2 separate regions of the Homo sapiens genome follow, and region 2 is linked to region 1. Evidence: read pairs that join two places in POLR2A ChIA-PET (ENCODE). Cell type or tissue: OCI-LY7. All regions are shown on one strand. Region 1 overlaps CBFA2T2 (CBFA2/RUNX1 partner transcriptional co-repressor 2). Region 2 overlaps CBFA2T2 (CBFA2/RUNX1 partner transcriptional co-repressor 2).

Region 1 (4,000 bases):
TTACAGAAGGATAAGGTAAAATAAATGGAAGTAGCAGTTCCAACGTTGTCTTTCTACACCCAGTGGTGAATTTTAACAATACCTCCTGGGGTGGAGATCATTGATCTTGTAGTAGTACCTTCTCAATCCATTAGGTCTATTGCTCTGATGAAATCTAGTTTATTCGGTAGAAGTAAAATGTAATGGCTGGGTATGGTGGCTCGCGCCTGTAATCCCACCATTTGGAAGGTCGAGGTGGGCGGATCATCTGAGGTCAGGAGTTTTGAGACCAGCATGGCCAACATGGTGAAACCCCATCTCTACTAAAAATACAAAAAGAAGCTGGCTGTGGTAGCGGGGGCCTGTAGTACCAGCTGAGGCAGGAGAATTGCTTGAAGCCAGGAGGCAGAGGTGGCCGTGAGCTGAGATCCCACCATTGCACTCCAGCCTGGGCAACAAGAGGGAAACTCTATCTCAAAAAAAAAAAAAAAAAAAGGCCGGGCACGATGGCTCATCCCTGTAATCCCAGCACTTTGGGAGGCTGAGGTGGGCGGATCACGAGGTCAGGAGTTCAAGACCAGCCTGGCCAACATTGTGAAACCCCGTCCCTACCAAAAAACGTACAAAAAAAATCAGCTGGGCGTGGTGGCGGGTTCCTGTAGTCCCAGCTACTTGGGAGGCTGAGGCAGGAGAATTGCTTGAAAGAAACTGCGGAGGTTGCAGTGTGCTGAGATCGTGCCACTGCACTCCAGCCTGGGCAACACAGCAAGACTCTGTCTCAAAAAAAGAAAAAAATGTAATGGTTAAGATTTAAATTCTAAAGTTTTGAAATTTAATTCTGGAGTTGTGCTGAGGTTAAAATCCTGGGAACCAATCCTAACAAGTTTTGAGACTTCAGGCTCATTACTTAACCTTCTTGTGCAGTTCATTTTCCTCATCTGAAAAATGGAGATAAAATTTCTACCCCATTTGCAGGTTTATTATGATGGTTAATATATGTTAATATATGTAAAGTACTTAAAACCGTGCTTGACACATTCTGTTCTGGTGGTTGTTAGTGGCTGAGGGTATACCATCTGACTTAGGGTCTCAGTCTAGGAGGGGCCGTGCACAAGTCAACAGGTAATGATAAAGTGTTTTAAGTGCTTTAAGCGTAAGGCTTTTGGGAAGGCAGGGGAGACATAACTAATTATTCCTTGAGATTCCAGGTAAGGTCCAGCTAAAGGGGTGACATTAAACCAGGCTTTAAAGGAGAAGGGAGGCTTTTCCCAGGAGAAGGAAGGGTGAAGTCTACTGGCTGAAGGTAGTTGAGGGCTTGGTGAGTAGTTTATCAGATCTGGACCTACAGGGAACCTGATTGAAGCTTATATACCTTGTTAATAGTGAATTCTGGCTGGAGTTGTTCCTGGCAGGGGCCAGATGGCAAAGAAGCCTGTTACAGAACTTTTCACACCACCACAGCCCTTTCCTTCTCTCTCTGGCACATACCTCATTCTGCCTTCTTAGTTATCTAAGAATATAAGCTTCTAAATTATAAACTCCTTGAGGGTTTTGACAATGTTTGCATTTTTGTAATTTTATTTTGCCTAGCAAGGTAAGTAGGAAGTTCATTAGTGTCGAGAAAGGTATATAATCATTGGACCTTCAAGGAAGTCTAAACAGTTAAAAGTGGAATGGTAAATGACCATATTTACTAGTGAAAAACTTGGTTACAAATGTTTTGTAGTAGATAGGACCTGTGCATTACTATTTAAAAGGGGTAAGAATGATCATCTTCAGTATCCCTTTCCTTATCTGGCACTTATCCATTGGGATTACAGAAGAGATCGGAAAGTGCATCAGAAAGGCTTGTCTGACGTTGAATAGGTACCTTTTGTTTGCTCTTCTAGGTCTGCTTTCCATCCTTTTTCACCCTATCCTGTGCCCTGGGAAGCTGACTTACCTATATGGACTACATCAATGAGCTTCCTTCCCCTTTGAGGTTATGAAATTTATTTTCCTACTCCCGTCTCATGGGTTGTGCCCTTAGCTGACTCTGTCCCTTGACTGAAGGTCACTGCTTCTCTAAATGTGGTCCTCTCGGCCGGGTGCGGTGGCTCATGCCTGTAATCCCAGTACTTTGGGAGGCTGAGGCCGGCAGATCACCTGAGGTCGGGAGTTTGAGACCAGCCTGACCAAAATGGAGAAACCATGTCTCTACTAAAAATACAAAATTAGCTGGGCATGGTGGTGCATGCCTGTAGTTCCAGCTACTCAGGAGGCTGAGGCAGGAGAATTGCTTGAACCCGGGAGGCGGAGGTTATGGTGAGCAGAGATCACGCCATTGCACTCCAGCCTGGGTGACAAGAGCGAAACCCTGTCTCCAAAAAAAAAAAAAAAAAAAAAAAAGAATGTGGTCCTTTCTGTGTGACATCCTCCATGTAGGTTTGGAAAGTTTTTGTTCCCTTTGGTTGTTGGGCCTAGAGATCTAGAGATGCTCTCATTAGTCCCAGGGTATTACAGCTATCCCTTGTGCCTATCTTGTACCCTGCTCACATATTTCTTTCTAGTTCCATTATTAAACCCTCCTTGAATTAACCTTACTGGAGTATGCCATGTTTCCTGCTGGGACCATGACTGTGTTTGAAGCTTGTATACTTTTTTTTTTTTTTTTTTTTTGAGAAGGGGTCTCACTCTGTCGCTAGGCTACAGTGCGGTAGTGTGATCTGGGCTCACTACAATCTCTGCCTCCCGGGTTCCAGCGATTCTCCTGCCTCCGCCTCCCGAGTAGCAGGGACTACAGGCACACGCCACCACGCCCAGCTAATTTTTGTATTTTTAGTAGAGATGGGGTTTCACCATGTTGGCCAGGCTAGTCTCGATCACTTGACCTCGTGATCTGCCCGCCTTGGCCTCCCAAAGTGCTGGGATTACAGGCGTGAGCCACCACACCCAGCTTATTTTTATTTTTTTTATAGAGACAGGATGTTTCTATGTTTCCCATGCTGGTCTCTAATTACTGGGTTCCAATGATTCTCCTGCCTTGGACTCCCAAAATGCTAGGATTGCAGATGTGAGCCATTGAGTCCAGCCCTTCTTTGACTTTTGAGTAAGTTTATCCTAGTTTGGAACCAGTTAGTTTTCTTTTTATCTTACTGTATTTTTAAAATTTTTGTTTGTTAATTTTGAAACCAGGTTATGAGACCAACTTTTGTATTTTTGGTAGAGACAGGGTTTCTTCATGTTGCCCAGGCTGGTCTAGAACTCCTAGGCTCAAGTGATCCACCTGCCTTGGCCTCCCAACGTGCTGGCATTAACAGGCATGAACCACTGTGCCTGGCCCAGTTAATTTTCTTTCTTTTTTTTTTTTTTTTGAGATGGAGTTTCCCTTTTGTTGCCCAGGCTGGAGTGCAGTGGCACTGGAGTGCAGTTGCTCACTGCAACCTCCGCCTCCCAGGGTCAAGCCATTGTCCTGCCTCAGCTTCCCAAGTCGCTGGGTTTACAGGCATGCGCCACCACACCTGGCTAATTTTTGTATTTTTAGTGGAGATGGGGGTTTCATCATGTTGGCCAGGCTGGTCTCGAACTCCTGACCTCAGGTCATCTGCCCACCTCGGCCTCCCAAAGTGCTGGGATTATAGGCGTGAGCTACCGCGCCCAACCTGACCTAGTTTTCTTATATACAGAATCAAAAAATCAGCAGAGAGGTTGGGCGTGATGGTGGTGCCACTCAGCTGTAGTCCCAGTTACTCGGAAGGCTGAGGTAGGAGGATCGCTTGAGCCCAGGTGTTGGAAGCTGCAGTGATAGTGCCACTGCACTCCAGCCTGGGTGACAGAGAGACCCTGTCTCAAAATAATAAAAAATAATAATGGCCAGGCACAGTGGCTCATACCTGTAACCCCAGCACTTTGGGAGGCCGAGGCGGGCGGATCACCTGAGGTCAGGAGTTCGAGACCAGCCTGGCCAACATGGCAAAACCCCGTCTCTTCTAAAAATACAAAAATTAGCCAGGTATGGTGGTGGGTGCCTATCATCTCAGCT
Region 2 (4,000 bases), 110 kb after region 1:
TTTATTTCTTTGACTCTAACAATAATGAATTTAAATTATTATATTGCCTTATGGGATTCCAAGTAAGTTTTCTAAAATTATAGAATTCTAAAAATGTTCCAGTGCTGTCATGGTAAGACTTTTTACAAAAGAGAATATTGTTGTATTTGTTTACTAGGGCTGCCATAATGAAATACCACAGACTGGATGGTTTAAACAATTTATTTTTATTCACTTTTTCACAGTTCTGGAGGCAAGAATGTAAAGATCAAGGTATTGGCAGGTTTGGTTTTACCTGGGCCTTGTAGATGGTTGCCTTCTTGCCATATCCTCACATGGTCTTTCCTCCATTTTGCGTCCCTGGTGTCTCTTCCCCTGCCTTTAAGGATAATAATCATATTGGATTAGGGACTACTCATAATACCTCTTTTAACCTTAATGAACTCTTCAAAGTATCTCCAAATATAGTCCTATTCTGAGGTACAAGGGGTAAGACTTCAATGTATGAATTTGGCCAAGGCTCGGGCAGAATTCAGTCCATAACCATTATGTTAGCTAATAATATATGTAACAATATATTCAACTTCACTAACCATCAAGGAAATGCAAACTAACACCCAATACAGTACCATTATACACCCACCAGGATGTTCAAAATGATACCAAGTTTTGGTGAGGATGTATGGAGCAACTTGAACACTCATACAATGCTGGTTGGAGTGTAATTTAGTACATCTTTTGGAAATTGGCAGTTTGCACTAATGCTGAATTTCCACGTGCCCTGTAACTCAACAATTTCAGTCCTATATATCTATAATCACCAAAAGAACCCCAAATAAACTAGTATACATACATGCACACAAGTGTCTTGATCTTCATTTGAGTTCTACCTTTCCATGCACATGCTGCCGTCCCCAGTTCACTTTGACACTCTGCAGATCTTTTGCCTGTAAACCAAAATGTACTGCTATTTTTGGAATGCCCAAAAAGTGTCAGAGCACTGAGCTAGATGCTGTATGTATTGTTTCATTTAAATGCCATTACACAAGCTTGCACACTGTCCTTGCTCAAAATTTTTTGTTTTTTGTGTTTATTATTTTAAAAGGCAAGAGAAGAGAATGTAAGATGTACAGCTTTAATTGGAAGTTTATTATTTTCCAAAACATTTGAAATGGAGTAGCTGGTAACTGTAGCATTCAGTTTGAGCCAGAGTGAATGAAAAGAAGTGTGATATCCCTTTTCTTAAATTCTAATTTCTATCTCAAAGTTGAACAGCCCTAGACATATATACTATCTTGAAAAGAAACAGATTTAAACCTCAGCCATCAATCAGATTTCAAGATACACCAATAGGTATATGTATATACAAATTCAGCCCTTTTTACTTCCATATTTGGCTGCTTGGCGGTGGTTGTGTTTCATTTCAGAAAATGTGATCATACATTTTTTTCTAAAGAGACTACGAAAAAGCCTTTCTATACATCAGAGAAGCTAAAAGCATGGTAATGTGTTATTTTTATTGGTTCCTTCAAAATGGAGCAACTTTCCAATGGCAATTGACCTTTCTGTGAAAACAAAGAAATGGCAGACTATTGCAACTAATTTTCTGGATTGCTGAGGTTGAGTGTTCAACTTTCCTTTCATTAGCTTTACTAATTTTCTTTAGTGGAAGACACAAGAAAACTCACCCCTTTTCTCAGCCCGTTAGTCTGTTATGCAGTGAATCATTCAGCAGCATTTTCCTAAACACCCTTTGCTGAACAAAGCAAAAATATACACTGTATACACAACTTATAAAACTTAATTAAAGTATGCACATATGTATTGTGTATTGTATTATTAATAAGTGAACATCTATTAAGGCAACACAAATATAGAAATAAACAAGCATAGGCCAGGCGCAGTGGCTCACACCTATAATCCTAACACTTTGGGAGGCCGAGGAGGACAGATCACTTGAGGTCAGGAGTTCGAGACCAGCCTGGCCAACATGGTGAAACCCTGTCTCTACTAAAAATACAAAAAATTAGCTGGATGTGGTGGTGCGTGCCTGTAATCCCAGCTACTCGGGAGGCTGAGGAAGGAGAATTCCTTGAACTCAGGAGACGGAGGTTGCAGTAAGCTGAGATTAAACCACTGCACTCCAGCCTGGGAAACAGAGCAAGACTCGGTCTCTAAAAAAAAAAGTGAAATAGTGGAAGCATGCACATAGGCAGCACAGAGATGTAGTGAATCCACTAAGGTTACCTTCAAGCGGAGCAACAGCAGTATGTGTCAAAGAATGCTCCTTAACAGAGATGATACCTGAACCGTATGGGATGAAGAAGAGCTTGCCAGGTCAAATTTGAGTAAGGTTCAGTGTAAGAAGAGGGAACAGAGATGGTTAACTGACTGTGACTGGCTTAGAGGAAGTAGAAGGGAAGTGGAAGATTTTTTATGATTAATAAGTTGGTTTTTGGCAAAATATGACTAAATGTCTTTTTTCTAAGCTAGGTAAAGATTAAATGATTGGCTCTTTAAACATTGCTTATGTCTTAAATTGTTTCTTATGTTTTTAGATAAAGTTTCACTTTTTTAGTTTTTTAAGGCTGGATATGATTAAGTGAAAACAGAATGATACTTAGGTACTAGATAATTTAGATTTTTACTTGATGCCAACAAGAACGTAGCTCAGTGCCAGGCACGGTGGCTCATGCCTGTAATCCCAGCCTTTGGGAGGCCAAGGCAGGAGGATCACTTGAGCCCAGGAGTTTGAGACCAGCCTGGGCAATATAGTGAGACTCCCTGATCTACAAAAAATTTTAAAAAAAGAAATTAGCTGTGCATGGTGGCATGTGCCTGTAGTCCCAGCTACTCAGGAGGCTGAGGTGGGAGGACACCTGAGTCCAGGAGGTCGAGGCTGCACCAGGAGGTCAAGGCTGCAATGGGCCAAGATGGTGCTGCTGCACTCCAGCTTGGATGACAGAATGAGACCCTGCCTCAAAAAAACAAACAAGCAAAACCATAGCTCTAGGGTTGTTTTCGAAATTAAAATTTTCAAGAAATGACTATTAAGAACTAAATAGGAAAACTGTAATTAATCACATGTATTATAATTTGAGCAAAAATGTAGGATGGGAGTGTCCTGCATGGAATCAGGAAGATGCTTTATTGAATGACCAAGGGTTTGGCAGTATTAATCTAGCACTGTTAAGGCAGAGAGTAACTGGCTCTAATGGACATGAGTATTCTGGATGGCCAAAGAGATAGGTACCTTATTGTAGGAATAAGTCATTAAATCAGTAGGCCTAAAAAATATCCCTCATATTATCATAACTCTTTTTTCTGGTGTCTTGCTCACATGCTACCTTCTGATTGACTGCCTAGTGTTTTGGGGACCTTGAAATTGGGAAGGAGATGCAATGTAAAAGATGGGCATGAGTATCCCATCACTGGAAAGATCTATTGGCCCAGACCCATCTCAAGCACTACCTGTTGCAGGAAGTCTTTCTTAAAACTACCCACCCCTGCCCATGGCACCTGTAGAGTTAGATTTCCCTTCTTATTGCTCTGGGAGCACTCTGCTTTCTTTTTAACGCTCCAGTGTTACTCTGTTACCATTTTTATCTGACAGCAGTCTCACTGAGGACAGAACCAGTTTTGCATACCTTTATAACATGTGCTTTACAAAATTCAAATGAACAAACGAAAATACAAACAAGAAAAAATGAACAAAGGTTCCCTTGTTTTACACGTAACCTGAGTCTTTCATTTTGGCTTTCTTTTAGTAAGCAATGGCATCAACCATTCTCCTCCTACCCTGAATGGTGCCCCATCACCGCCACAGAGATTCAGCAATGGTCCTGCCTCCTCCACATCATCTGCACTCACAAATCAGCAATTGCCAGCCACTTGTGGTGCTCGACAACTCAGCAAGTTGAAACGCTTTCTTACCACTCTGCAACAGTTTGGCAATGACATCTCCCCTGAGATTGGGGAGAAGGTGCGGACTCTTGTTCTTGCACTGGTGGTAAGTACAGCC

Evidence for each region. ChIA-PET counts read pairs that join two places held together with the same protein. Peaks named below come from ENCODE experiments on the same cell type or tissue, not always from the same donor. Only the 100,000 strongest peaks of a DNase experiment are listed, where the experiment ranks them.
Region 2: POLR2A ChIA-PET joins it to region 1 with 5 read pairs; 7 of 35 experiments call an interaction of 5 or more read pairs at or near these places.

The regions. Positions count from the first base shown.
Region 1 is chr20:33,494,932-33,498,931 of GRCh38, forward strand. All of the region lies in intron 1 of CBFA2T2 (CBFA2/RUNX1 partner transcriptional co-repressor 2), which reads left to right. Among named protein-coding and RNA genes, the nearest start is that of CBFA2T2, 6.8 kb to the left of the region's middle. In OCI-LY7, no CTCF peak of the experiment used is centred here; no DNase peak of the experiment used is centred here.
Region 2 is chr20:33,607,348-33,611,347 of GRCh38, forward strand. It overlaps CBFA2T2 (CBFA2/RUNX1 partner transcriptional co-repressor 2), which reads left to right. Exons shown (of 11, transcript NM_001032999.3): 3 at 3,747-3,988. Among named protein-coding and RNA genes, the nearest start is that of C20orf144, 53 kb to the right of the region's middle. In OCI-LY7, no CTCF peak of the experiment used is centred here; a DNase peak (open chromatin) is centred at 2,364; H3K27ac peaks cover 410 bases.